2 separate regions of the Homo sapiens genome follow, and region 2 is linked to region 1. Evidence: chromatin loops called from intact Hi-C (ENCODE). Cell type or tissue: mammary epithelial cell. All regions are shown on one strand. Links, peaks and the distances in the headings refer to the core of each region. The heading gives the core; the rest is flanking DNA.

Region 1 (15,262 bases), core at 5,520-9,519:
AAAGACTCAGGAATATGATAGCTATAAAGATCTTTGCTTCTCTTAAAAAATTCTTTCAAGTCATCTGAAGATCAAATAATAAGATGAAAAGAATAAAGGACATTGAGAGGAAAGATGGGTTGGGATATCCTACATTTGCTCTAATGAACCCTTAATATTTTAATGGTGATTTGGAAAATGTTGTCTTAACTTTACCTAAAGGTATTCTTCGTAATTTGGAAACTCAGTTCCATGTGAATTTCCTACTGTAATAGGTGCCCTTACTGTTCTAGGTGCTAGAGAATCAGTAACAAGTTGCAACTCAAGAAGACCCAGTCTTGTAGGGGGTCAAACACAAAACCAAACCATTATATTACAGCATGATAACTGCTATGGTATAGAAAAAAAGGGTGACTTACATCCTACAAAGTCCTTTCCACTGATGAACACAGGGTGGATTGTAGGAGGCAAGAGTGGGAATGGGGAGACCAGCCTGGGCATGCCATGGTCCCTGTGAACAATGATGCTGGTCTACATGGTGGTGGTAATGCTGGAGAGAGGAAAAGTGTAGGATTGTAAATAGGTTTGGAGATAAAATTGTTGCCAGGATTTGGCTTGAGGAAATCGAAAGTGTATTGTTGCCTGATTTGGGGAAGGCTTGAGGAATAAGTGGTTTGCAGGGAAACTTCTCGAGTCCTATTTGGGGCTTGTTAAGATTACAACATCCAAAGGACATGTGTGTGTACATCTGTGAAGGCACTGGAATTCAGAGGTGAGGTTTCGTTGAGATAGAATTTGGGCAATCATCAGCATATAGATGGTTCTAAGGCCCTGGAGTGGATGAGCATACTTAGGGAGAAAGTGTAGGGAGAAAAGAGAAATCCCAATAACTTCAACATTCAGGGGACAAAGTGAAAGAAGAGAAGTTGGCAGAGGAGACTAAGAAAGGGCAACCAAAGAAGGTCCCAAGACAACCAGGAAAGCATAGCATCATGGAAACCAAAAGAGGAGAGGTTTACAAAGGAAAGGTAATCCCATGCCTGTGCTAAGGTTATTCATTGAGACATTGTTTTAACAGTAACAGATCGGAACACCCTAAAGGCCCATAATGAGAGACCGAAAAAAATAACTTAAGGCAGTGGTCCAAACATTTTTGGCACCAGGGACCGGTTTCATGGGAGACAATTTTTCCATGGACCGGGTTGGGAGGATGGTTTTGGGATAACTCAAGCACATTACATTTATTGTGTGCTTTATTTATATTATTATTACATACTCACCATGATGTAGAATCAGTGGGAGCCCTGGGCTTATTTTCCTGCAACTAGATGGTCCCATCTGGGGGTGATGGGAGACAGTGAAAGATCATCAGGCGTTAGATTGTCATAAGGAATGTGCAACCTAGATCCCGATCCTTTGCATGTACCATTCACAACAGGGTTCATGTTCCTATGAGAATCTAATGCTGCCACTGATCTGACAGGAGGTAGAGCTCATGTGATAATATGAGCAATGGGAAGCAGCTATAAATACACATGAAGCTTCACTCAATCACCTGTTGGTCGCCTACTGCTGTGTGGCCTGGCTCTTTACGGGCCACAAACAGGTACCTTCATATGGATGGTCCTTAAGTCAAAGGTCGCCAAGCCCCGGTACCCATCTGTGGCCTGGGGGTTAGGAACCTCTGACTTAAGGCCCACCCATACAAAAGAATACGCTGAAGTTGTAGAAAAGGAAAGGGTGGAATAATTTTCAAAATAGTACTGTTACAAAATTCACTCTTACATGAAGAAAAAGGAAGTTCTTTAGTATGTTATTTGTGCAAAAAAAGAGAAGTATATATAGAATTGCTGGTATAAGTATTGAATATTTCCAAAGACACAAACTAAGATGTTTGCCTGTAGGGAAGGCAACTGAATGGCTCAGGAACAGAGGTAGAAGGCATAAGAGTGCTTTTTATCTTAGTGGCGCAATCTTTAGGACTTTAAAATTTATATTTTATGATGTATACCTTGACTAATCAACATCAAGAAATAATATTGTATTCTGAGTATGATGGGGAGACTTTTGGAAGATCCCAGTTGGGAGGAACTTTGTCCTTGAGCAGAACAATAGAAATAATATTTCTTGAGGTTTAGGATATTGTTTTTGATATGTAGATGTTTATGATATGTAGAAATAATATATCTTGATGTTTATAGTATTGTTTTTCATTGTCTTTCATTTCCAAGAGTTACAATATTTACATTGCTCTAAAATCACATTTACCATGGTCATTTGACTAATTCTGTGTTTTAATTGGTTCCTATGCTCACTACTGGTCCTTTTTAAATTTTCACCCCTCATTTCCTAATTTATAAAATCTTTGCTTTATTTACCTCTCATCTGTCTGCTGTATATATTCAGGTAATTTTATCACAAAGCGTACATATATGCCTATTTTCTGGGTCCTCAAATATGTGAAAATTTCTTTCTGTTGCTTTCATACAAAAATAACACTTTGGTAGGCATCTTAGTTTAGGTTCTGCCCAAAATGGAGCCTGAGACAAGGACTTGAGTGCAGGCAGTTTATGTTGGAGCTGCTCCTGGGAAACAGCAGTGAGGGAACAGAGATAGGGAAGATGGAAAAATCAATAATGAGTGTATAATTGAGCTGATTAACACTGTGGGCAACTGGAGATCATTGCTCCTGGGGACCTCTGAGGACCCTGTAGAAAGTGCCTCAAAATTGTTCCACAAAAGGTGGGAGCCCAGGGCATTCATCTACCAACTCTTCCCTCCAATTGGTCAAGAATTGAACAAGGAACATTATTAGCTCCCTTTGACTTCTTGCTTCTACAGCTTTGGAGGCTTGAAGTGAGAAGCTGACAGCATATCTGGAAACTGCTACCATGGGCAGTTAAAATGACAAGTGGTCTAAGAGATGTGGTGTAGGACACAAAAAGCATCTGCTACAGCTGACCGTAACATTCTTGCACTGTACCCCTTTTTACTCTCAAACCACCTTCATGAATGTTGTTCCACATCTTATGGAATCTAACATTGCAGAAAAGTCTAGAGCTAGCCATATATCCCTTTCTATTCTTGGTAACCAGGATGCTTTTAAGATTCAAGACATAGTTATTTCTCCAGGTCTTGGCAATTTTTCACTAATTTTACCTATACATGGTGCACCTTTCAATCCATGAATTCAGATCTTTCTTTGGTTCAGGAAAGTTTTCTTCTATCATATCTTTGAATATTTTTCTCTTCTTCAGTAAATCCACTTAGATACCTATATCTATGGAATCTCACCACTGCATCAATTACTATCTCTCTAACCAATTTCCCCACTTTGACCTTTTCCTCTGCATCTGGAAGATTTTTCTCAAACCTGTTTCCCACATCTTATAAAAAGTTTCAACAGTGTCTACTCTGCTACTAAATGATTATATTATTTTAATTTCTATATTGGCATTATCTGTTTCCATAAATTTTTTTCTTACCTACACCAACATCTCTTTTATTTAGGTCTAATAATATCATTATCATCTCTTATTTCATGTAAATACTTTTCTTTTCATATTTTTCTTAGGATTTGGAATACATTATTTCCTCAAACATATGTTCTCCATTATTTGGCTTCCAAATAGATCATCATTTATGGCATGGAAGCTTTTCATGATTCCCTTGTGTTCGTTTCCTATTTTGAGAGCAGATCTCCCCTGGAGTTCATCTCAAATAAGTAGGGATGGGAACAAAATATATTCCTTGGATATCTTCCTTGGTTCCCCGAGCACTGTTAGAATTGTCTTTTTATTTAAGGTAGAAAGCTGGATGATGTCAGTTGCTAGTACCATTTCAGCATTCATCAGCCTGTGGGGATGGCAAGGGGCTAAAGGGGCAGGCAGGGGGCTAAGGACTGGAGCCATCCCAGCTGGGGGGAACTTTGTGCTTGAGCAGATGTTCTCTTTGTCTCTGAGCGGTCCCTTGTAACTGTTCATGGGAGCCAGCTTTCTGTATCAGTTTTCTCTAGAGAAGTGCACTTCCTGGAACATCTGCCCACTGCAGAAATGCAGTGTCTCTGGAGAAATGCACTTCCTGGAACATCTGGCCACTAAGTCAGGAGCAGATCCCTTCCCATTTACAGGAAGGTGACTTCCCTCATCCTAATCCCATGTTTACTACCTCTGAGGCAAGGCCAGTTACATGGGTGTATACCCTGTGCCATTACTGAGAAGGGCCCTGACTTGGTCCTGCTGCTACCATCTTGATTTATGAATTAGGGCCCTGCATTTTCATTTTTCACTGGATCCCACAAATTATGCAACTGGTCCTGGTCAGATGTTATTCCCTGAGGTTTGAGGCACAACAGTGACCAAACAGTGCCACACCTAGCCTCAGGCCCTCCAATCCTGGTCATGCCCTACGAACTCCATTAAATGGACAGTAGAGAAGAAAAAGGATCAGTAAAACAAATGCTGTCAAGAAGGGTGAGAAGCTGGGTGCTTTGGCTGTATAAAGCCACAAAGAGACAGCCTGGCAGAAGCACAGCCACTGACAGCAGAAACAGAATGCCACTTGGTATCTGAACTCTCCAGACCACACACTGGTCTGTTCTTACACTCACCTAACCAAATAGTCTCCAAAACTCTACCACTGAACTGTCAACAAGCTGTCTGGGGGAGGCTCGTTACAGTCTTGACCTAGATTTGAGTCCTATCCCTGTAAAGTGCTCTATTCCATTTTCTATTACCTTCCTTGGGTATCATCCTACCCCAAGCTCTACAAACTAAAGCTGAAGGAGAGAGGTGGCAAACTTCGCCTATCAGATCTATGAAGCAATGGCCTGTGTTCTCATCAGCCATCCTTGAGACAGCTCACGTCTGCTCTGAAAAATCAGAATCCACCTTTTCAATAACAGCATGGTGAACAGAGGTCATGTTAGCCTGCTGACCTAATAAGCTGATTTATATTTATTTGCTAACACGAATCATTTGGTCTGATAAAAATAACTTCTAACAAACTAGCTGCTGTGATGGAAAGATGGCCTCCCTCTTTGAAAATAAATGTCAAGTCTTTATGTATCATTTATTTTTGGTAAATGCCGGGTCTCTGGCTTGGCATTTAAATAGCAGAGGGAGACTTTAATCAGACCACTGAAGGGCTCCAGGACTGGCTGGAGAGAACAATTGACTTTCTGTTGACTAAGAAGAAGTTCAAAGTGTAATGCTGACTACCGTATATTCCCTGTGGAGGTGCCTGGGGAAAGAGGAGGGAGGAATGATTATCCACCCTTTTGGATTTGTTTGTGCATTTCAGCCAAAAGAAATGACCTTCTTGCATACCTCCTTTTGTAGAAAAAGGAGCCTTTGAGGTCATCTAACTCACTCCCTTTGTGTACTCAGAGCCCCCATCTCCAAACGTCACCAGCAAGCACCAAGGCCAAATACACCAGCATAAACCAAAGTGCCGGACATGGGAATCAGAGACACAGAAGGTAATGTCTGCCCAGATTGATTCAGAGGGAGTTTCTAATTCATTTGTAAGGCTTCTTCACACTATGCCGTTAAAAAACAACAATACAAAAAACCCAGCACCCTCTAATTGTTTTTAACCATGCTAACTAATCAACGCTTTTCTTGTGTTTTTTGTTTTATTTTGTTTTAAGCATTCTCTGTTCCAATAGACAGAGGTTGTGCTCATGTTGCCAGGTTCAAAATTCAGCACATGATTAAATTGTTTGCACACCGGTATCCAGCGGCCAATACCACTGACTGTGGAATATGCTGTGTGCTGCCTCTCTACCTGGACCATGGAAGCTGGCAGCCTCCCAATGCTGTTTAAAAACAATGGGAAGAACATGTCCCTTAACTAAGACAGAAAGCCACCACTGCCATTAAAAAAGAACAAAGCAAAACCCTCTAAGTGCCATCTCTCCCCATTCCTGGCTCCAGGACGGAGCTCGCTGAGGGACAGGCCAAATGCCTCCATTACCCATATCCTCCCATGCAGTGGATCCCCCAGACCAGGACTCACCCCTACAACTTCCTTCCAGAGAGTAGGGGTGGCTTCCTAGGCAAGCAGGTGTCACTTGCTGACCTGCAAACTCCAAATTACAACCTGCCAGATGCACATTATACAAATCCCACACCAGGTGCTCTTGGAAGCTCTGGGAGCACCTGCCATCTTCAGGGGAGCATGGAGGTGTTTGCTTCAACCTGTGGCAGGACCAAGGGGCCCCACTCTGACCTGGATCAAATTGCAGTCATTCCATGATGCTAACACCAAATGGAAACTAGACAAGGGCCATTTGGGGGGAAGGGAGGATGGATTTTTATTTTCAACTTGACGTTTTTAGAAACTCAAAAGGCATAGGGAAGCAGGGAGTTTGGCAAGGAGAAAGGTGCTGTTTTCTCCCTTCTGTTAGCATCTTTCTCCCCTGGAGAAAGGATATGAACATCAATGTGGCCCCGAGGAAGTAACCACACATTGAGACTAAAATTCTCGGTAATTCTGGCCACATCCTACAGGCTGTTATATTCTCTATGGGGTTCCAGATAGACACAGGATGTAAAGTACACACGTTAACCAAGAAAGAATAAATCCATCAAAGGAAAGAGAGCTGTAAGGGCTACAATGTGCCACACACTGGACTTAACATGATTTCACTTGGTCCTTCTTAATTTACAGAGGACACCAAACCCTAGAACACATAATTCATTCTCCCAGATACCTGGCAAGCAGCTATGTCAAGACTAGAACCCAAACCGCACCACTCCAGGGCTCACACTCCCTTTGCTTTACCAATATCTGCCCTGAGAATGGTGAGGCCCCATCTGGTGACTTGACACCAAGCACTTCATGGCCCTGTGACCTGAACAGTCACATAGGACTCCACACTTAGAAGGGCCCTGGAATTGTCTAATGCTGCTGTCACTGTCTTGAAATTCCTAATAATTTTTTATTAAGGGCCCCTGCATTTTCATTTTGCACTGGACCAGCAAAACTGGTTTTCCTTGCAAGTGTGATCTAGACTCACCTCCCACACTTTCCCGATGCACCATACCTCCGGCACATTAGCTGCCTCTCTGAGACCCACATCTGTGTCTTCCCTTACATCATTATTGATACCCTACTGGGAAAAAAGTAGAGAGCAAGTGACTATCACCTACTATTCACCTGTGGGTGTCATGCTGTTTGCATTGGATCATCAAGAAAACCTATTTTACAGATAAGGAAACTGAGACTCTGAGAAGTTAACTTGCCCACAGCTGATGAGGGCTGAACTGACATTTGGACCCAGATTTCTGGGGGTTGTTAGTTTGTTTGTTGAGACAGAGTCTCGCTTTGTCCCCAAGGCTGGAGTGCAGTGGCATGATTTTGCTCACTGTAACCTCGCCCTCCCGAGTTCAAGAGATTCTCCTACCTCAGCCTCCTGAGTAAATGGGACTACAGGTGCAAACCAACATACTTGGCTAATTTTTATATTTTTTTAGTAGAGATGGGATTTCACCATATTGGCCAGGGTGGTATCAAACTCCTGACCTCAAGTGATCTCCCTGCCTTGGCTTCCCGAAGTGCTGAGAATACAGGCATGAGCCACCACGTCCGGACTTGGACAGATTTCTCCCTCTTTTTCCATTATATTACACTTCCTCTTTCATCCCTTCTGTCAATCCAACTTCTATGCCAGAGACTGGCAAACATTTTGTAAACGGCCAGATAGTAAATATTTTTAAGCTTTGTGGGCTTTACAGTCTCTGTTGGCAACAACTCAACTTTGCCACCACAGCATGAAAGCAGCAGTAGACAATACATGAAAAAGTGGTTAGGCTGCATTCCAATGAAGCTTCATTTACAAAATAGATGGTGGACCAGATCTGGCCATGGGCTATAGTTTGCCAAACCCTGTTCTATACCAACTGCTGCTTGAAAGCCCTTCATGATGACTCCAGCTCAACACAGTCATTTCTTTATCCAAATTCCATACTTTATGAGTCATAAATCAGGCAGGAAACAGAATCACACTCAAGTGGTTCAACTAAAGAAATGTTAATGAAGAAACTACTATACAGAGGTATAGGCAGGTTAACAGAACCAGCAAGGATGTTGAAACACCCAGAGACCAGCAAAAGTGGGACACTGTTACCACTCCTCAGCTACAGTGGCAAGAAGAGGAAGTCGTGTTAGCAAAGCCCAGTGTGAGCTGGTACCCAGAGAAGGGGCCTCTCAGAGGAGCTGTAGTCATATGCAGAGCTGCCACTTTGAGAGACATGGCACCAAAGCAGAAGGGGTAGAGGAGAAGCACTCCAACCCCTCTGTCTTCCCACCCTCTGATTACCAATCAGAATATCCCATTGGCCAAACCCTAATGGAAGCCAGCCAAGAGGGGTAACTTGGTGATGCCAAATGGAAAGGTCATCCCCTCAGGGCATAGAGCAAGCAGTGAGGGCTGGAGAATGAATCTGAGTAGAGGCAAATGGAGAATGAACCATACTGTTACTTATCTTTTGTTCCTCACATTCCAGTGCTCAGCTGAACACTGCATTAGATACCATGTGTAGTTTTCATGTGTAGCTCCTGAATCTCCAACTGGCATGTAAGATCTAGCCACAGTTGTTAACAGAGTCCTGGGAAGACAGTAGTTATTTTTAATGCAAGCACCTACTGCTCAAGGACCTGAGACACATGAATGCCTAGAACCCTTCTCAGCATAACCATGGGGTCAATCCATACTCCTCCAATTTATCCAGTTTAATTTGAGCACCTTCAGAGAAACCCAACCTTCCCGTCCTGGTGCTGATCCTATTAGATCCTAGTAGAGGATTTCTTTGAGAAAGAATCACCCAGAGCAGGCTTGCTGTGACTCACGTGGCCTTGGAAGTAAACAAGTTCTGACATAACTTTACCCTCCATTTCCATGTTCATGATACCTCAGAAAATTCCTAGTGAGCTTGGGTCATCATGAAACATCTATAAGTCCTTTCTCTACTTTTCAAGAAAAATGTGGCTCTCAAGAAACATCCTGAGATGATTATTCTTTACAACTATCCACTGTTAGAAATAATGAATAAGGCCAGGCACAGTGGCTCACACCTGTAATCCCAGCACCTCAGGAGGCTGAGGTGGGTGGATTGCCTGAGCTCAGGAGTTCGACACCAGCCTGGGCAACACGATGAAACCCCATCTCTACTAAAATACAAAAAAATTAGCCAGGTGCAGTGGTGTGTGCCTATAATCCCAGCTACTAAGGAGGCTGAGACAGGAGAATTGCTTGAACCCAAGAGGCAGAGGTTGCAGTGAGCCGAGATTGCACCATTGCACTCCAGCCTGGGTGACAGAGTGAGATTCCGTCTCAAAAAAAGAAATAATGAATAAAAGGAACATTGAATGTATCCAGTAAATTTAATAATGTTATTGCTATAAATAATGTTTTGATTAGAGAATGCATTTAGTGGAAACAGAAAATGCAATCAAGATAGCTAATGGCCCCACAATCTCCTCGTCCTTTTAATAATAAAACTGCTGTCAATGCACACACATACACAGAGTCACACAGCTAGAGACTACATTTTCCAGCTTCCCTTGCAGCAAGGCAAGGTGCTGTGACGAAGGTCTGGCCAATGGCCTGTGAGCAGTAGTGACTTCAGAAACCCCTGGGTCATGCCCCTTACAAAGGAGACTACTCAGCCTCCCGTCTTCTTTCCCCCTTCCTAGGGGCTGGCGTGCAAACATGGTTCTTTTTGAACCACCCACCCTCAAACATGTCATGGAGAGCAACAATCCTGGAAATGGTAGACCCACAACCAAAACAACCCTGGAGCTCTGGGTGACATCACGGAGCAGAGCAGCCTGTATGCTCTGTACTTCTCACCTCTGAACTGTTACATGAAAGACAGAATGAACTATCTGGTTTGAGCTACTGAATTTTAGGGTGCCTTTGTTACAGAAGCTTAGCCTGTATCCTAATACATGGATTAACCTCTTAAGAGGTAGCTTTAACTCTAGGTAGCTCCAACTCTAGGTAGCTCCTAGAGTTGTCCCTGCAGAATCAACATACACAAAAAGTCAGTCTTTCTTATAAGCAGATTTTACATCCTGAGAATACTGTGTATTTTTTATCCACATTTGGTTGAAAAAGAAATCCATGTATAAGTGGACCCATGCAGTTCAAACTCATGTTGTTCAAGGGTCTACTGTATTTCTTTCTTTTTTTTCTTATTTAGCAAGAAGTCTAGTAGACATCTGCTGTTGAACCTGGTGTTGGTTCAACAGGTTCCAGAATTTGAGGACTGAAGCCTCTGTGATTCTCCTGAACTTTGCATCATGACCTCAAAATGGCTACTGTACCTTCAGTTATCATGCATGATATGATGTGGATCTGTGTCGCCACCCAAATTTCATGTGAAATTGTAATCCCCAAAGTTGAAGGTGGGCCCTGGTGGGAGGTGATCGGATCATGCGTGTAGATTTTCCCCTTGGTGCTGTTCTCATGATAGTGAGTGGGTTCTTATGAGATCTGGCTTTTTAAAAGTGTGTAGCACCTCCTTCCTCTCTCTCTTCCTCCTGCTCCGGCTATGTGAAGTGCTGCCCCTGACTTTGTCTTCCACCATGATTGTAAGTTTCCTGAGGCCTCCTTAGAAGCCAAGCTGATGCCGGCATCAGGTTTCCTGTCATGCCTGCAGAATCGTGAACCAATTAAACCTCTTTTTCTTTATAAATTACCCAGTCTAAGGCATTTATTTATGTCAGTGTGAGAACTGACTAATACAATGCCTCTATTTCTGAAGGGAAGAAGGAGAGGGAAAGGAAGGTGGAAATAAAAGACTTCCCAGAAATCCTCAGTGCAGTCCACTTCAATTTGATTGGCCAGACCATGTGCTATGGTTTGAATATGTCCCCCAAAAGTTCATGTATTGGGAACTTAATCCCTAATGCAACAATGTTGGGAGGTAGGGCTTAATAAGAGGGGTCTGCCCTCATCAGTGGACTAATGTCTTTAGTAAGGGAGCAGGCAAGTTAAAGTGAGAGGGAGTTGTTATAAAAGCAAACTCTGCCACCTTGTATGTGCTCACTCTCTCCTCCTCCTCCTCCTCCTCCTCCTTCCTCTCTCTCTCTCTCTCTCTCATGCTTGCTTCTACCTTCCACCATCCCACCATGGGATGACCCTTGCCTGATGCTGGTGCCATGCTCTTGGACTTTACAGACTATAAAACCATTAGCAAATAAACTTCTGGTCTTTATAAATTACCCAGTCTGTGGTATTCTATTGTAACAGCAACAGAAAACAGAGTAAGACACCATGTCAAATGGCTATTCCTAGCTGAGAGCTAGGGAAGTGAATTTTTCATTCCTCTGCCTTTCTAGTAGAAGACAGCAAGGAGAAAGGGGCTGAAATGGGTTTTGAGTGAGCCATAATTATTAATATGATTTTTGTAGTAGTTCTGAAAACTTCTGGGGATGTCCCATGGGAATTTCTGACTTTTCTCAACCATGCTGCCCCTTCCATTGAAGGCTTTGGATCTTAGGCATCGTCCTAAGTATTCCAAATGGAAGGTGGTAATCAGAGGGTTCCCCTGAGCCTGCCCCTCCCTAACTTGCTTTCTAAAAACAGCTTTCCTTTGGGCTCTGATGTAAGTCATACTTGTTGATGAAAGAGGCTATGTCATTAATTAAGGAAGCCAGTGGAGAAATGGCTGGTGTTTGGTGTCCATGAGGGTGTAGGATGTTGCCATATTAGCAAGATTCATTCTCAGGCCCAAGGGAGCTTTGTGGGATATGGGGGTTTCCACAGGACTGGAGAGATGGAAGCTTAATATGAGCTGGGCACTGTGCTGAACACTTTACAGGTATTATTGTAGTTGATGTTTCCTAAAACCCTGCAAAGTAGACAAAAGTACTGTTCAGATTTTTCAGATTAGAAAAATGAGGCTTAGAGAGGCTCATAGGAATGGAGAGATATTTGGGGAATTTTGCTATCAACTGGACAAGATATCTCTATTTTGCTTGGAATTACCTGGTAAAGATTCGGATGAGTTTTTAATGCTTTGTGGGTGCCAAGCTAATGTGTTTTCTGGACGTGATCCTGTGCTGAGCATGGCCACCAGGCAGTTCCTTCCACGGGCTACATGTATTATCTCATTTCAGGAGGAGACATGGCGGATGACCTGTGAAGCAGGCTGGGGTCAGTGTCAGGGCTGCCTGAAGTCTGACTTCTGAGTGTGTGGGACTATGGCCCCCTTTGGAGTGGAGCAAGGAGCCCCCTTTCCCAGCTAAATTTTTACAAGATTCTCTGTGTACACGGTCTTATTGCTTACTCAAAAGCATTGTCAGAGGCGTATTCAGTTTCAATACAATACAAATTTGTGTAGCAAAATATTTACTCAGCCTTTGACTCTGTGAGTGTAAACTTTGATAACGATGAAAAGATCTGGAGCTGAAAATCAGAGCCACAGAAGGAAAACACAGGGCCTTGAATGAGCTGCTGCATCAATAAAGCATCCTAGTCAACCAGGATGGCAGCTCTGTCCCTTCATGCGGTGAGGCCCTGCGGGCCACTGCAGCACCCTCTGAGGCACAGTCAGACCGATGCGCCTCAGGTCCTGTCAGGTTGGCAGTCACCCTCCTGAGTGCCCAAGTCCTTTCTCCCACCCAAAAAATAGTCTGACCCTCTCACACCGCCACGAAAAAAATGAATACAATGAGCCAAGTGTAAAGAAAGTCAGGAAGTTCCTACCCACCTGGATTCTGCACTGCAGCCCTGGCATCCCCTCTGAGTGGGCCTACAAGTGATGGACAGCAAGAGATGATTGACCTTTCTGGAACTCTGACTGCAAAATCTCCAGGAAATTGGGATTACATCACTTCCCTGGGTCTTGAATGGCATTTTCTTCTCCTCCTTATTCCCAGTCTTCCTTGTGGTTTACTCCTAAATAAAAATTTCCCTCAAATTTCCAACTTTTATGTCCGGCCACCATCTCATAAACATGTGGCTTCTACATTCATTCCAGTCCTACCAGATTGCTGCCAGAGAATGTTACAGTCGCAGATGCAACACATCATGGTCCTTTGTCGTGGGAGTGAACACTTATTTTTGTTCGGCTAGTGGGTTTTTAGAGACAGGGTCTTGCTCTGTTTTCCAGGCTGGGGTACAGTGATGTGATCATAGCTCACTAGACCCTCGAATTCCTGGGCTCAAGCAACCCTCCTGCCTCAGCTTCCCAAGAAGCTGGAACTACAGGCATATGCCAACATGCCCAGCTAAGTTTTTTAAACTTGGTAATATGTAATATGCACGTGTAATTTTTATTTTGTAGAGCCAGGATCTCACTATGTTGCCCGGGCTGATCTCAAACTCCTGGCCTCAAGCTATTCTCGCACCTTGGCCTTCCAAAGTGCTGGCCCCCACCCCGGCCAGACACCTATCTTAATAGCCTGCTAGGCATCCTGTCTTCTAGTAATGACTCACTGATTGTCCTCAAAGTTCCAACACTCCCTCGTGTCAGTGCACATGGTCTAGGTGGGGTGACCCCTTTCTCTACTCTAGGAATCTGGCTGATGAGAGCGCTTTTCACCCTGGCTATGGAGACGGACTTAGGAACGGGCATATAATCCAAGCCAGGCCAAGAGTACTGACTCAATTCCAAGATGTCTGTGCCCCCATAGAAAAGAGGCATGTAGCCCATGCCTTATGGATTTCATTCTAAAGGCCAAGGGAGGAAGGGACAATCATAGAGCATTTAAACCAGAAAGTGACATGATTTGATCGAGGCTGTGAAGAGATCTATCTGGCTGCTGTGTGAAGAAGCTAGGTGATGGGGGTTTGGGCCAGTGAAATGGAAAGAAGTGGATGGTTTCAAGATATATTTCATAGTTCAAACCAATAGTCTCTCTGCTCTCTGCAAGCCAGATTCATATGGGAAAATGTTCTACCAGTACCGTGGCACACTTTTTCCCTGATGAAAACTACAGGAGCTTCCTCATCCAGGAAGTAGCAGCAAGTGCAAGTGCATTGAACCAAATAGGACTTTGCAAGAAAGATCACAATTGAGGCACTGCCATCTGTCCCCATGTAGCGAAGAACGCTGTTTGCAGTCTTCATTCCCAAGCTCTTTCTTCTTGGGTTTCATTCAGAAGATGGGAAGGCCATGGCTGGGGAGAGTGCTTTTAAAGATCCCCCAAAATTTGATTATTGCACATACCTGGACAAGTAGGGGAAATAACCACAGGGAAATACCTTGGGTTGTCTTGCTTCAGCCAGCTATTCTAAAACAATAAAATGTTAAGCAATTCTAATGAACCTTGGGAGAAAAATGAGTCTTAACTAGGTGTCATGATTTGAATTGTGTCCCTTATCAAAAAATATATTGGAGTCCTAACCCCTGGTAGCTTTGGATGTGAACTTATTTGGAAATGGAGTCTTTGCAGATGTAATTAACATGTAAGTTAAGATGAGGTCATACTGGAGAAGAGGGGACCGTTCTTCCAATACGACTTGTATAGTGTCCTGACAATAAGAGACACGGGGATAACACCACCATGTAATGATGGAGGTGGAGACTGGAGTGATGCAACTGCAAGCCAAGAAGCACCAAGGATTTCCAGCAACCACAGAGGCCGAGGGATGCATGGCCCTGCCAACATCTTGATTTTTGACTTCCGGCCTCCAGAACGGTGACAGAGTAAATTTCTACTGTCTTGAGCCACCTGGCTTGTGCTTTGTTATGGCAGCCCTGGGAAATCAGTATACACTGGAGTTTTAAAAATTGAAACAACTGGCTATGTGAGGTGGCTCACGCCTGTAATCCCAGCACTTTGGGAGGCCAAGGTGAGCAGATCACCTGAGGTCAGGAGTTCGAGACCAGCCTGGCCAACATGGCGAAACCACATCTCTACTAAAAATACAAAAATTAGCTGGGTGTGGTGGCACACACCTGTAATCCCAGCTACTTGGGAGGCTGAGGTAGGAGAATTGCTTGAACCCAGGAGGCAGAGATTGCAGTGAGCCGAGATCGTGCCACTGTACTCCAGCCTGGGTGACAGAATGAGACTCTGTCTCAAAAAAAAAAAAAAAAAAAATTGAAACAACTTTTGAGTTTTTGCCACAACTCTAAATTTGGGTTTCAGGATGTATATGTAAGGTGTTTAAAACCACATCTTTCAGTACTTTCCAGTCATTTCATATGTAACTTTTATTTCTTGCAAAAGTCTTCAGGGTTATCTGGGCAGTCATATTTTGAGCATTTTGGTGCTCTGCTGCGTTAAAAAAACTAGTATAAGTTGTTAAAAAATTAGAAAGCAC
Region 2 (15,262 bases), core at 6,493-10,492, 63 kb before region 1:
ATCCATGTAGGTGGAAGCAAAAGGAAGCTATGGGGCATAAAAGGACCTGAGAACAGGAGAATCCACAGATTCCCCCATTGACACATACTGAAAATGTGGCAGGTCCACTTGAAAATAGCAACTGAAAGTGACAGGGATATTTGCACACTCCAGTTCTCAGGTGAGTGCAAAGATTTGTGGAAGATGTCCAGAGGGCTGCTGTAGTCTGGGTCCTATAAACTCTCAAACAAACAAAGCAATGTCTCCTTTTAGGACAAACTCCTCACCTAGAAGAAACATTGGGAGTTGATCCAGAATAGGACAGGGACAGCAAAGAAAAAAATAAGATCCAGATAAAAACTGTGGGCAGGCAACATCAGGGGCAGTTCTCTGAAGTATGAAGCCATACTTTTTTAAATCACTCCTTGGAAAAAAATCAGAAGAGAGAGCTCTAGAGCTTTGACATGAGGATATTGAGGATGTGCTCTAACTCCCCCACCCCCTCCTTAAAGTGAAAGAAAATTAATTTTACATAATAATGACCAAGAAAGTACAATTATGGTCGAATCCCATACAAAGTTTTTATTTTAAATAAGAGAATAAAGAAGAGAATATGTAGCATGTCAGAAAACATGCCCTCAAAATTGATAAGAAATGCAGCTACTATTTCAAAATGAGTTAAAAGAAATAAAGAAAATGATATAAAATTATGGAAAATATTTTAAACATCATAGGTCAGATTTTTTAAATCTAGAAATGAAGTTACAGAACTCAGGAAAAAAATCAGAAATAAAGTAATAAATTACTTCATAAATGAAGAATAAATGGTACAAAATACAAAAGTGAATAAACACAACATGTAATGCCTTATGAAATGCAAAGGCAAAAAGACAAAAGTTTTTTAAATTTAAAATAAATAAAGATATGAAAAGGACTCAAAAGAAAATGATGGATATAGGAGATGGGACAGAAAAAGAAAAGCAACATAGGTATAATAGGAGTCCCCCCACCTCAAAGAAGAAAACCAAAGCAGTGGAATAGGTCAAATACTGAAATCAAGTATTGAAGAAAACTTTCCTGAAATAAAAAGTCACTTGAAACTGCATATTGAAAGGACATAGCATGGACTTAGAAGGAAGGAAGGAAAGAAGGAAGGAAGGAAGGGAGGGAGGGAGGAAGGAAGAGAGGAAAAAAGGAAAGGAGGGAGGGAGGAAAGCTCAGAAAAACCAACACTGAAATGTAGTTTTGAAAAATCTGCTAGACTTTAAGAAGAAAATCTTTCAGGCATTCAGACAAAAAAGACAAGTCACTTAGAAAGAAAATATGATTATCATCAGACTTTTGAATAACAATGCTTTATGTCAAAGGAAAATGATGTGATATATTTAATATAACCAAGGGAAGAAAATGTGATTTTATATTTTGTATCCAGCCAAATTTATATCAAAGTATAAATAGTGAGTGTAAACTGTTAAGAACATTAAAAACTCAAAATATTTTTTTCTCATGTGCTCTTCCTGAGGAATCTATTCAATAATAAGCTTCGTGTGATCAAAATGTCAGGAGAGGCAGCGACATAAGGACTGGTGATTCAAGATTCTTGGCGTGAGAACATGAAGATACAAACATAAGATCAAAATTTTAAAGTAAAAATCTTGTAATCCTGAACTTGAGGTGGAAGTATCAGCATACACTCATGTTATGTTTTATCTTTAAAATTGTCTTAGCTATATCCATTGAAAAGGCGTAGAAACCATGACCAATGAATGAACATGCCAAGTGCCCAGATTGTGGTCTCTAAATACTGCCTTGCTAAAAGAAAACAGGACTTGTTGGAGCAATAGCTGATTCCAGGACTGCAGCAGGAAATGCACAAGATAAGCCTGGACCATCTTGTTCTATCAGAAGCAAGGAAGCTATCAAAGACTATTGGGATCTTGTCAAAGAACTCAAGAGCCAACATGAAGATATGCCCACTGGCCAAACACGGAACAATTTGAGTACCAATAAGGATAATAGATGTAATAAATTAAAACACATAAAATATACTTAAATTCATGAATTATGATGCAAAAATAATAAATGGAAAGAAAAAAGATACAAGGAAGAAACCTAAAGATGAAAAAAGACTTAATGGACATATCAATGCATGCCCTTATTTGAATCCTAATTCAAACAAAAAAAAACTTTAAAAAGATCACATTTATAACATTTATGAGAAAAGTTACATTTTAAGCACTTGATATTTCATTATATTACAAAATTATTTTTCATAATCTTCAGTGTGATGATAGTATTATGGTTATGCTTTCTCTTATGGTCTTATCTCTTATAATTATGATGCCTGGGATTTGTTTAAAAACAGTACAGGAAGCCCAAACGTAGTGGCACATCTCAGCACTTTGAGAGGCCAAGGCAGGAGGATCACTTGAGCCCAGGTGATCGAGGCTGTAGTGAGCTATGATCATGCCACTGCACTCCAGACTGGGTGACAGAGTGAGACCCTGTCTCAAAAAAAACAAAACAAACAAACAAAAAAAAACCCAACAAACAAAAATAGTACAGGAGAAGAAATGAGGATGCACAGAGTCTTATTATTCTATTGTGTATATTTTTATACATTTTCGAAGTTTTCTATAATAAAATTTTTTTTATTTACATCAGGATAAAAGACATAAATTAGGAATGTCCCAAGCAAACCAAGCTGCATTTGGCCTATGGAAAAGAGGTGATAGATTTATGGGCCAGACAGTTACAGGGACTCAGAGAAGTAGAAGGATAATTGGGTCACACTCCAAAAGGTGTCCAGTATGATTACATTCTGATTGTTTGGTAATTTGGATGTTATTAGCGCATCTATTTTTCTTTTTATTTTTACCTGCCTCAATCTGTGTTTAATTCAAGTAACAACAATTTCTTATTTGAGAAGTTCTACCATGTGCTTTTTTTTTGTTAAATCTAGCTCAGTTTCTCCAAAAGAGCCTCTAGCAAACAGGCCACTAAGATTTGGCAGCTTTATTGTTGAATGCATTCAATTATCATTTTTAAAGTCTAGCACCACATTCCTTTAATGATTTAGGACCTTGCATGGTTTTAAATGTCTCCCAAAGCTTTCATTGTAAATTGTGTTCAACATCAAAGGAGGTAAGTGATGCCCAGATGCTGTTTACCGCCTGTGAAATTCTCAGCACTAAATGGGACGAGTATCCCTTGACAGATTCAGAATTAGAGCTGGATAGAAAGAAATAACCTTCATTTTTGGATGCTAATCCCAAACCTAGCACTGGGTAGGAAAAACCACACACAAAAATCTTTTTTAAAATGGACCTTCTGCAATGGACCTCTGCTTTTATTTCGAGTTCCATCAAGAAGCACAGTGACAATTCTGAAGTCCACAGGGGCAAAGAGGTCCCCTGAGGCTACAACTGATTTAGGGTTTCTATTACTGGATTTCAATGGCATTTGTTTAAACTGGGCCCCTACACCAGAACCTTAGAAAAGTCCTCCTTATCCTTTATAAGCTCCTTTAAAACAAAATCAAAACTAAAGTATCTGGACATCCTCTGCTGTTTTCTTTGCAATGTCCTGCTGGGAGATGTTGTTCGTATGCCAGGTGCCACGCCTGATGCTTCTCCTCACATACTTTGATGTTGGGATATTCGTGTAATTCATAAGGGGGGTTATTCTAAAGAAATATCCCTTATGCTTTCAGGACATATTTTTAAAAGGAAAAACAAAAAAAAGCAACTTCCACTTACCCCAAACCACCATGAAACGTTTGCTAGCTTTGTGTCTTTCTGGCTGGTTGGTTACTTTTCAACCCAAATCCCTACTATGGCCTATCCAGTATAGTAGGGTTTCCTATTGAAAACTCTGTCATTTTCGTAGTAGAATTTTAAATAGGCCAATAGTAGGGTTTCATGTTGAAAATTCTGCATTGCATGGTGAAAATTCTCCATTGCATGGTGGCAGAGAGATCCCTACCCTTCTCCTCTCATGCTAAAATTCATTCCCGTCCCACTGGACACACTTGTCTGTCTGTCCCCAGATGTTTACCAAGGACCAATCACGTTCCAGAACAGTTTTGGCCTCTGGGGAACAAGTTGCACAGCCACGGGCCTCCTTTCTTTTCTCCTAAAAGGCTTCGGGTGGTGCAGGCTAATCTGCAGTGTTGAAGTCGTTCCTGTGTTTCTTTCTTTGTGACCTGGGTTGCTGGATAACACTGCAGTTAAGAATGTGGGCCCTGGGGCCAGGCTGCCTGACTTTGGGTTCTGGCTTTGGGATCTCAGACAAGTCACTGAGATCGGCTCTGCCTCAGTGGACTCATCTGTAGGGTGGGGATACTAAAGTTCCTACCTCCTGGGGTGAGTGTGAGAACAAATCAACACACAGAAATAAATTTGTTGTGAAAATAAATCAATCCACATAAAAGCGCTGAGAAAGTGATAAATGTTCCGGACAAGTCAGCAATTTGCTATGGAAGCAGAAGACACAGCCATCGGCTCCCAGGCGGCCAGTGACTCTCAGGCCTCCCCATAATGTATCCCTCTCTTCTCTCCTCCCCTTTGCAGCCCCCTAACCCTTCTATTGTCATTCTCACCTTCTTCCCTGGTCTACTATTTTCTTTTACTTTCCGATCATTCACTTCTCTTCAACAACCCAAAAAAGAGCATACACTCTAATCGCGTAGCTTGCTTTTTAAAATAATTTCTGTTGAACATAACCTGAGAGTGTTTCCTCTCACATACAGGGCATGAGACTTTCTGGCCTCTCTCTTCTCTCCTTCTAAAGAGGAAGGCTTTCTTCTGCTCAGCCCCTTGTCTTGCTTTTGCTGAGATGAGGCCAGGGATGGAGTCGCAGGGCTGAGAGCAGGAGACTCTCTCTGTGCCAGGGAGGGCTGAGTTTTGGCTGGAAAACAGCCCCTGAGGGGGGTGGGGAGAAGGGAGCCAAAGGGACAAGAGAGGCTTTGGGGAACTGGTGTGGGGCTGGAGTTTTGAAATTAAAAAGGGAGAAAAATAATTTGGGGTACTTCAGAGAGAGAGGAATAGAGGCTATTTTAGAAGTTTGGCTGCGTGTGTGTGTGTGTGTGTGTGTGTGTGTGTGTGTGTGTGTGTGTGCAATTTCCCCTCTATTGCCTTTCAAGAAAGAGTGCTTCAAGGATGTACACATTACCACCAGGGCTTTCAAAATTGATTCGTGTTTCTTTTGGATTCTGTGAGCAGGAAGGCCCAAATGTATTCGGGTTACAATTACAATAGGAGCTAGCACTCACTGAGCACCCACTGTATCCCAGGTACCAGGCTGGGGGCCTCATTAGGCAAAGTCTCTCATCCTCAGAGACACTGTGCAAAGAAGGTAAGCTGATTCCTTTTTTACTGGAATTTAGTTCCAGTGAAGTTAAACAAAGTCACCTTGCACCACCCAGCTAATGAGAGACAGAGTTGGGATTTGAACCCAAGTCTGTCTGATTCCAATGCCTGGAGTCTTTCCACCACTTCACTGGATCTGAGCATAAGCCTTTAGAGTGTATGTTTAAAATGTTCTGTTTATTATTATTACTACTTTTTAAAATTTCAGTGGCATGTCTAATGTAATACCATGTGCATTCTAGAATGTGTTGTCCTTAGCACCTTTGAAGTCAGATACCATCTCACGGTTAGTGGATGCTGCTGGTCATATGGTTATTAGAGTTTCATATCAAAACTTCCTATCCAGGTGTCAGAATGAGACTCAAAGAAATTGATAATTTTTCAAATATTTTATTGCGTGTGTACATACTGCCAGAGAAAGAAGGGCTCTAAGGAGACTGTTTAAGATTTTAGTGCAGCTACTCAAAAATAAGTACATAATGTTTTTTGATTTCTCAGAGGCCTAAAAGAATAGTAAACAAATCGTGCAGCCAGCATTTTAGAGCGTACTACCTGGGAAAAGCATTGTTTGTTCATAGCAAATATGTAACCACAAAACACATTAAAATGCAGGAAAATCATCTGACCAAACAAAATAACGATAAATCAGCTTGAAACTTGTTGCCATCACAGGATATTAAATACGCTCATCTAGGAAAGAAGATGCATTAGTCACCGACCGAACTGTGCACATAATTAAAGGGGTGGCCACACTATGATATATAGGTTGGATCTTCTAATTACTTAGCTGTAGCAATTAGGATTTTCTTTGTATTACACTTCTTCAGGCCAAAGATGCCTTCTATCGCTCGGGCCAGATTTAGGAGAGCAAATTCTGGCTTCCATCCCATTCCCCATTGCCATCCCCCAGCTGAAGCTGTTCTAAACTGGAGATCTTAAAGGCAAGTCCAATGCTGTGAGGAGGAGATGAGAGGAGAGTCACTGTGATGACCGCACTTGATGTCTCCTGGAAAGACCACTTTGCTTGGGGTCTCTTCTCCATTTCAGGAGGCCTGTAGCCTTGGAGACGTGGAGTTCTGTTTTCATCGAATACAGTAGCTCCCAGACATTACTAGAGAAAGATCAGAAGGGGCAGGAGCTAAATAGAAATATATATCACATTTTTTAAACCTGAGTAGTCCATAACAGTATTATTTTTTACAAAGGCTTTAGGAGGCCATTGCAGCAGGAACAGGAAGGGGAGCACATCTATTATTTATCTAATGCATTCCATGTGCAGGAACTCTGCTGGAGTCAAAATGGCAGGGTTCAAATCATGGCTCAGACACTTACAAGCTGTGTGGCATCAGGAGACTTACTTAAACTCTCTGAACTTCAGTTTTCCTATCTGTAAAATGGGACTAACTAGATTATCTACCTCAAAGAGTTTTAAAGATTAAAGAAGATAAAACTTTAAAGCAAGCACTTAGCATAGCTGTCAATCACTTAGCAAGGCACTCAATGCATGAATTATTTGTAGTGTATTTAATATTTTCAACTCTGTGAATCATTGACTCAAATTGACAGCAAATATTTGAGTACCTATTGACTGACCCAGAAGGCCATATTCTTTTTATTACCCTTTCTTTCCCTCCCAGGACATAAACCATAAACTCCTAGGCACAGGAAAGCCATTTATTATGTTGAATAAGAAAAATTCAACTTTTTGAAGTGTCAAAGCCTTGGATTTAAGCTAGGGTAAATCAGTTTTCAGATATTACAGAGCTCTGGAGAACACACACCCAAATGTCGGCAGAGCAGAGCCATGTGGCTGAAGCTCCTCGCATCAAAGCAGCCTGCTGGGTTACACCGAGATGGTTACATGAAAGCTTGGTGGTGTTTTCCAAAGATTCTGTTTAGGGCCTGGGAAGAGAGGATAGACCCTCACTTTAATTCTGCAAACACTGGTGAGTTATGCCATGTGCCCAAATCTGTGCTGGTGTCTGGGACCCGTGCTGTCTGTTCTCAGTAGCCTTGGCATGAACATTCAAACACTTTTTGGCCATGCCAGTGACAAGAGTAAGAGCCTCTGAGAGAAAGAGTAGCTGATGTTGCTTGGTGACATCTAGGGAGGCATCCCAGAGGAGGGGACATCTGAGCTACTGTTTGCCATGAAAATAAAGATGGAAGAATTTCATGGGGAACCAAAGAAACCCTGTAATAAGTTTTGAACTAAATAACAGAAGTCATAATCACAGCTACTGCGGATGTAGTCAAACTCAAACTTTTTTTTTTATGTGAAGGATCTTATCTTTTACTGTTCTGAACGACTTCCCCAGTGTGAAGGGATCTCTTTCAATGAGGTTCAGTTAAATCAAGACAGGACAGTGGCCTCCAAGGCATCTCGAACTAGGGAGAATGCCTAACACGCATTCCACAAAACATGCTGAATGGAAGGCATGCGCCCACAGAAGGTTCAGCTCCTCCTTTCTTCTACCTAGCCTGACAGGAACAACTACATTATACCTTGGTTTGTTTCCCTTGGCAAAGAGAATTACAAAATGTGATGTCCTTTCTATTTGTGAACAAATCAGTACTCCAGAAGATCATGCTGTTTGCGTTGGCAATATAAGCAAAAGTGGACAGGTTGTCACCAAATAACTTCCGTGGCCATGAAATACCCACCCATCAACTTGCCCTCCAATAAATAGGATCTTTTATCAGTAGAAACGAAATAGTGTTGCCAGCTAGAAAATAGCCCAGTTGGAAGTATGACCTTATATCATTTGGTGAGTCACCTGGCTTTGCACTGAAGTGTTTGAGATCCTGCTACGTGGTTGGAGTGTTGTTTGCTTGTTTATTTTTCCTTTTTAAATTTCATTAAACAGCATTTACTTGTGACAAAAGTCAAAGGTTTGATTGCAACAATCAGGAAGTGAGCTCCTCTTTCGGTGTGCTGGGGGAAAATACTTCAACTGAGACAAGACCAGCAGCAAACGTCATCCTGAGAAGCAGCTGAAAAACATCTCTCCCAAAAAACGTTTGTCCCAGCTCAATACACTGAACGTGCGGTGGTCAGAACTGATGAGGGCTTCTGTCGTCCTCTGCCCAGGAAAGCCAGTGGGACTCTCGTGCTCATTCTGCCCTCTGGTGGCTTCTTTTGTAAAATGCATCGGGACGGCTGTATTCTAAGCAGAGATGACTTTCTTCTTCATATGATTTCATGTGATTCTTATCTACAATTACAAAGCCCAACTATCTTCTGACCCATAGACCTCAGATTCAGTTTACTAATCAAATTAACTAAAATCCTGACATGTATTTAATTAAACACGCAATGAGGGTTAAAAATGTAGTCAATGGTCAGCTTTAAGCCAGCTTGGGTGAGCTGCAGATGAATTGTATTAATGAATGAATTCACCTGGTGAGTGAAACCCACTATACGATGTGCTCAAATCCTTAAACACTGAAAGATCAGTGAATTTAATTCATCAGACAACAAATTCGTTTTTTAGTAGATTATTGACATGCTGAGGCTAAAATCTATATAACTAAGAATAACAAAATTCATTTGAACAAGAATTAAGAAGCATGACTTGCTTATAAAGATACGTTAATTAAATCAGTATTGGCACAAGAATAGACAAAGCTCAGAAACAAACCCACATATGCATGGAAACTTGATATAGGAGAGATGGATATTTTAAATCAGAGCAGAAGGCCCTCACTCAGGATAAGTGGTACTGGAGAAACTGATTATTCTTCTGTGCAAAAATAAATTTAGATCATACGTCAAAGTACAGAATAATAATAATATATCTCAAATGTAATATAGGCCTCAGTTTGAAAACCCAAACTTAGAAGTTTACAACAAAAAAGGAGACTATCTATAAATAGGATGCAAAAATGCCTAGAAAAAAGCAATAACGGATGTATACAATTATCCTGTATACAACTTTTGTAAAAGTCACCTTAAACAGTGTCAGCAGAAGATATTTGCAGCACAAATGTCCAATGAAATCTTAGTATCCAGGCTATATAAAGATTTCCTAGAAATCTATTTTTTAAAGGCAAATAACCCAATAGAACACAAGAGAAAAAAGCACAAGCAGGCAATTCGTAGAAGAGAGAGCCCAAATGGCCAGTATATTGCACGATTTATGAGGAATGAAGGAAATGCAGATCAAAATCTTGATGAGACAGTATTCAGCTCCCAACATATCATTCATTAAAAAAATCTGGCAATAACAGATCCAGATGAAAACAAGGATGTGGAGAAAGTGGAAAATTTTTGAATTGGCACAATCACTATTTAATATTTAACAACTAATTAATAATGAATAACTAATTAATTGAAATTTAATAATAACTAGTGTGTATTAAATCAATATGTAATACATAATGAACATCTAGGTAATGTCTATGAAGCTGATAACACACATTCTGTACAGCCAAGCTCTTCCAGCTCTAGAGAATTTTTTGCATATGTGCACCAGGAGACATGCTGGCAATAATGGGATTGATGGGCCATTGTGGTACAATCAGCCTCAGGTACCCCAGAGCACCAGTCGTACTTCTGGCAGAGCTCAGCATGGTGGTTACAAGCATGGGCTTTGGGGGTCACACAGACCTGGGGGCTCTTACACTTTGTAGCTATCCAGCAATAGCACCGTTTCTCTGGGCCCTAGTTTGCTCATTTGTCGGTGAGGATAGTGAGGTCTCTGTCCCAAAATTATTGGGAAATTTAAATGGCAGAGCTATTTGTATGGCTATAAAGTATCTTTGCACAGTGCCTGGCACAGATGAATGGTTGCTATTGTTTTCATTATCGTTATTATAATTATCCTCACTGGGCATTCATACTAATTTATGACTCAGGAGAAATAATCTTTTCTGACTAGGAAGACAGTTATCAAGAAAGAATGTCCAATGATATATTCTTAGGATAGCAAGATTGGTAGTCAGAGTGTTCAAATGGTGAAATAACCAGAGGTGTGTAAACAGTTTCACCATTCATTGGATTATAAACCAAAGTCTCACCAGCCCCAAGTCATCATTCTCCCAGAACAATTATGGTTGGCCCCCTCTCACTGGCAGTAGAGACTGGTAGGACATGGTAACTCATCAGACTCTCTCACTCAACTTGACACCCTTGGTTCTGGTCATCAATAACGTACCCGCACTGAGTTTGTGAGGTGTCCCATTTTTCACTAAAGACCCTACATTTTCTGATGCCCAACCCCTAACCCAGCCAAGAGGAAGACCAAGAAGTCAGATTTATCTAATGAAGTAGGCTGGCTTGGCATGTGCCTACAGGATTGAGACCTGAAGGATGAAAGCCATATTTAAAAAAAAAAGCTCAAAGCCCTCGTAGGATGTGAAAGCCGCCACACAGAAATAGCATAACGAACTGTACTTTACACTCTAAAGAATTTTCCCTTCAGAACTCATAAATGTATTTATATAAGAAATGGCAAATTAAAGAACCCTTTCACCTGTCTTCACCAGAAAGTTTCATAGGACATAAACTGAGCTAATCAGATTTTATGTGAGATACTTTCTCCAGGTCTCCAAAATGTTCACTATCCCCTTTAAATTATGGTTAAGGGAATTTCAAAATGGAAACATCCAAATAAAATTGATGAGTTTAGCTTTCATGAGGAATTAATCCTTAGCTTGGGTAATGATCAATGGGTGCTAAGACCTATAAATTTCATAACTTTGTCCTTGATATAGTTATTTTTCTTCCTTAAAACCTAAAAATACATCTTCCCTTCCAGCAAGATAGAGACACAAGATGTCCCTGTGGATGAAAGGTGCTCAAGACAGCTATCCCTCTACAAAGACTCTCTAATGCACTGTTGGCCATTGTTCCTGAAATTCATTTGCGGGACAGTTGGTGGAGTAGGTTGTAAGAGCAGATTGATGAAAAGAATGTAGAATTTGACATGGCATGCCAAATGTAAGAGGGAAATGCCTGACAAGCAAAGAAATCAGTACCAAGTCAAATAACTTTACATATATGCAAATGGGCTGGAATTGTGCCTGTCAGCCATCACTTTGTGGCCTGAATGCTGAAAGGTATTCAGAACCATAGACAAGACTGGGTGAACCTGAACAAATTTAATTCTTCAACAGCCCTGGACAATGCTCACAGCAGCCAGTATCCACATTCCCCCAGGGTCTGGGCTGTGCCAACCTCCACTGCTCTCTGGGTCGGGCTGCAGGGACTCTTCAACACTTATTTGTTCATGCATTTATGCTGCAGTTACTAAGAAAGCATCTTCTACATGCAAACAACAGGTAGGGTACCTGCCATAAGATGCTTTGGCTTAAGAAGGAAGGGAATTTTCGGGACAACTTCAGAGTCTACTTTGAGTTCTTTGATCGTCCCTCTTTCTAGCCAGATGAATTTATCTGTCTGCTCTCCCATCTGTTAGTACCAAGTTGCCCAGTCCCTAACATGACATCCTGCATATTATAGCCTTAGTGTTCATGTCCCCCACAGTTCACATACTGAAATCCTCACCCTCAAGGTGATGGCATTAGGAGGTGAGACCTTTGGGATGGGATTAGGTCATGAGGGTGGGGCTCTCATGAATGGGATTAGTGTCCTTATCAAAGAGGCCTGAGAGACCCCTCACTCCTTCTACCACGTGAGCACGCAGCAAAAAGGTGCAGGCTGTGAGCCAGACCCTCACCAGACACCAGATACAAAGTCTGCTGGCACCTTGACCTTGAACTTCCCACGTCCAGAGCTGTGAGAAGTAAATGACTGTTTATAAGCCACCCAGTCTATGGTACTTTGCTATAGCAGCCCGAACATATTGCCCTACCAGGGAGCACGCTGGGATAATCCGGGGACTTCCACAAAGGATCGTCACCCCTCTCCTGATGACCCACGCCTTTCCCTGACTTCCAGGCTCCATCCAGAATCCTGCCTGCTTTACTGCCCAGCAGATGCCCGTAGATTTCTTAATTCTGCTGCTGCCAAACTGGCACCTGTTGTCTACAAACCTTTCTCCGTCCCACTCTGGGCATCATGTTCAGAGTCCTTTCCTGCCAGTATAGGTGGAGTTTTCTGGAAGCTGCTGCTGTGATGGAGTTTGGGCTGCAAGATGTTTATAGGGGATCCACACATGTGGAATGAAGGAAGAATTTGGGATTGGGCAGAGGGAGAAGACTGCCAATATGGCACAGAGCTCTAGATGAATGTGGCCTGTCAGAGTTGTCCCCTGTTGAGGCAAAATGGCCAGGGCTTCATCCTCCAGCCTCGCTCAATCATGGGATGTGGGTTCCTCTAAGGGAGGGTGTGACCTTGGGCAAGGTGGCTGTCCACAGCTGAGGAGGTTGCCTGCTGTTCCCACTCCCCATTTGGGGTTCTGGGGGTGGGTGTCTTCAAGTCTCACACCTATTGTCTTCAGTACAGACCCCTGCTGGCTTTGACCTCACAAATCTGCCTGCCTAGGGTTCCAATCTGCTTCTGTCATTGTTCATAGACTCTCTTGACTTCTGGCATAGAAGACAACTCAGCTTCCTAAAACTTATGATTGTCACATTAATGCCTGGGAGACACAGATACTGGGAAGCTCTGCTGTCAACCCCACTGCCCAGATGTGGTCCAGTTACACGTCCCCCCTCACATATGCCCCTAACCCCCCAACTATCCCATCCTCGGAACAGTCCTGCCTGCACTATGGGTCTGTTTCTCACTGAAAAAAAGAAAAAGGAGATGGGAAGACAGAGATCACTTCCAGGGCAGGAAGCCAAGTTGGACTCATCTAAATGCATGGTTACAACCACACGGCAGACCTATTGTGGGGTTGTATTAGTCCATTCTCACACTGCTATAAAGAACTTCCCAGAGACTGGGTAACTTATAAAGGAAAGAGATCTAATTGACTCTGCAAGTCTGGGGAAGCCTCAGGAAACTTACAGTCATGGCGGAAGGGGAAGCAGACACCTTCTTTACAAGGTGGCAGAGAGAGAAGAGAAAGCAAAGGGGAAGAGCACCCTATAAAACTATCAGATTAGCTGGGCATGGTGGCTCACGCCTGTAATCCTAGCACTTTAGGAGGCCGAGACAGGTGGATTGCCTGAGTTCAGGAGTTTGAGACCAGTCTGATCAACATGGCAAAATACTATCTCTACTAAAAATACAAAAATTAGCCAGGCGTGATGGCGGGTGCCTGTAATTCCAGCTACTAGGGAGGCTGAGGCAGGAGAATTGCTTGAACCTGGGAGGCAGAAGTTGCAGTGAGCTGAGATGGTGCACTGCACTCCAGCCTGGGCAACAGAGTAAGACTCTGTCTCAAAAAAAAAAAAACCACACACACTAGCAAACAAACAAAACCATCAGATCTCGTGAGCAGTCACTCACTATCATGAGAACAGCATGGGGGAAACCACCCCATGATCCAATCACCTCCCTCCCTCGACACTGGGGATTACAGGTCCCTCCCTCAATGCGTGAGAATTACAAATTAAGGTGAGATTTGGGTGGGGACACAGAGTCAAACCATATCAGGAGTAAACAGCGAGAGAAAGAGAATTGGGTTCTATGTGCCAATATCTGCAAGATGGTTTTAACTCCTTGTGAATGATGCCAAAAGAAACCATTTTAGCTAGGACATTCAGGGGGCCTGGGATCTATTTTAAGCTGTAGAGGCCATGGAAAATCATTTGAAGGCTAGTTTCTTGAGTGTTCGGTAAATCCTTACTGGAGTAAGAACTGCTCTTCCTCAAATATCATTCGTATTTCTCAGCTAGGAACTAACCCTCAGGCGGAGATGCTTTAACTCTGCCAGCTTTTCTCTTTCCCCTCAGATTGCTGTCCTCTGGTTCCACCATGACTTGCATTATTTCTACCTTTGCACATAGACAATTTTCCCAGCCTCAATTTTCCTCCCTGCCTTAAAAGAAAGAAAGAAGAAAAAAAGGAAAGGAAAGAAAGAGAGAGAGAGAAAGAGAAAGAAGGAGGAAAGGAGGGAAGGAGGAAGGAAGGAAGGAAGGAAGGAAGGAAGGAAGGAAGGAAGGAAGGAAGGAAAGGGAGGAAGGAAGGAAGGAAAAAATCACCTCCCCCTGAGAACCTTCTTTGATTAGCATCTCCTAACCCTGATTATGAGTTGACTCTGTTTGTTTCCAGGAATAGGTCTAATGGCATTGTATAAGATTTCAAAGGATTGCACAAACTATTATTTTTATTGCATTAGTTCCTTTTTTAAATCAATTAAGCAGCAAATAAGACTGGAGGACGTTTTAGTGCCATTAGGGATAGTTTAGGTTGTTGCTTTTTGCTTTTTATAAACTGGATTTGTTGTAATGAGATTTGGCCTGGTGGTTATTTGCATGAGGGTATTTGCTGAACATTTGCAATTGTTTCTAGCAGGGAATCTATATGAAATTGGTCTGTTTCAGTCACAATCAAAAGACCCCATCGTGATATAACAAGATTTCCTGTAACCCTATATAGGTTTATTAAGATGCTATCCCTCATTAGGGACCTCTAGTACAAAAAGGTGCCAGTGTGCTTCAAACACTTGTTCCTCATCTGAGTGCAGCCTTCTCGACCACATGGTAGATACTCAGGGTGATGACCACACCCTCAATAAACAGCAGCATCAACAAACGCACATTGGACCTCCACTCCATACCAGTCACTGGATCAGGGGCTTATGTGGACTAATTTAACCCCTCCAGTGATTCCAGGAGAAAACTGAGATAAGTGGGTTTCAAAACTTTGTCCAAGGTCAAACAGGTGATGAGATTGGTTAGAAATCTGGATCCAGATTTTCTTTCCAAATCCTACTGCTTTTTCTCCAAGTACTTTGTTACCAGCCCACGACAGGATCAGTACAGGTCTCTGAAACCCAACAACTCAAAGTTGGCTAACCACAGCTCCCATCCCCCAGGAAGTCAGGATGTAAAGACGTTTT

Evidence for each region. A loop is a pair of places that touch in the nucleus more often than their neighbours do. Peaks named below come from ENCODE experiments on the same cell type or tissue, not always from the same donor. Only the 100,000 strongest peaks of a DNase experiment are listed, where the experiment ranks them.
Region 2: a loop joins it to region 1, with 5 times the contacts of the local background. A loop is called at or near these places in 1 of 110 quality-filtered maps.

Annotation. Positions count from the first base shown.
Region 1 is chr10:118,515,123-118,530,384 of GRCh38, forward strand. No RefSeq gene overlaps it. Among named protein-coding and RNA genes, the nearest start is that of PRLHR, 73 kb to the right of the region's middle. RefSeq lists a silencer at 14,633-14,831. In mammary epithelial cell, for the core only: no CTCF peak of the experiment used is centred there; DNase peaks (open chromatin) are centred at 7,829 and 8,859; H3K27ac peaks cover 2,390 bases.
Region 2 is chr10:118,451,311-118,466,572 of GRCh38, forward strand. No RefSeq gene overlaps it. Among named protein-coding and RNA genes, the nearest start is that of LINC00867, 100 kb to the left of the region's middle. In mammary epithelial cell, for the core only: a CTCF peak has its summit at 8,477 (motif pointing left); a DNase peak (open chromatin) is centred at 8,471.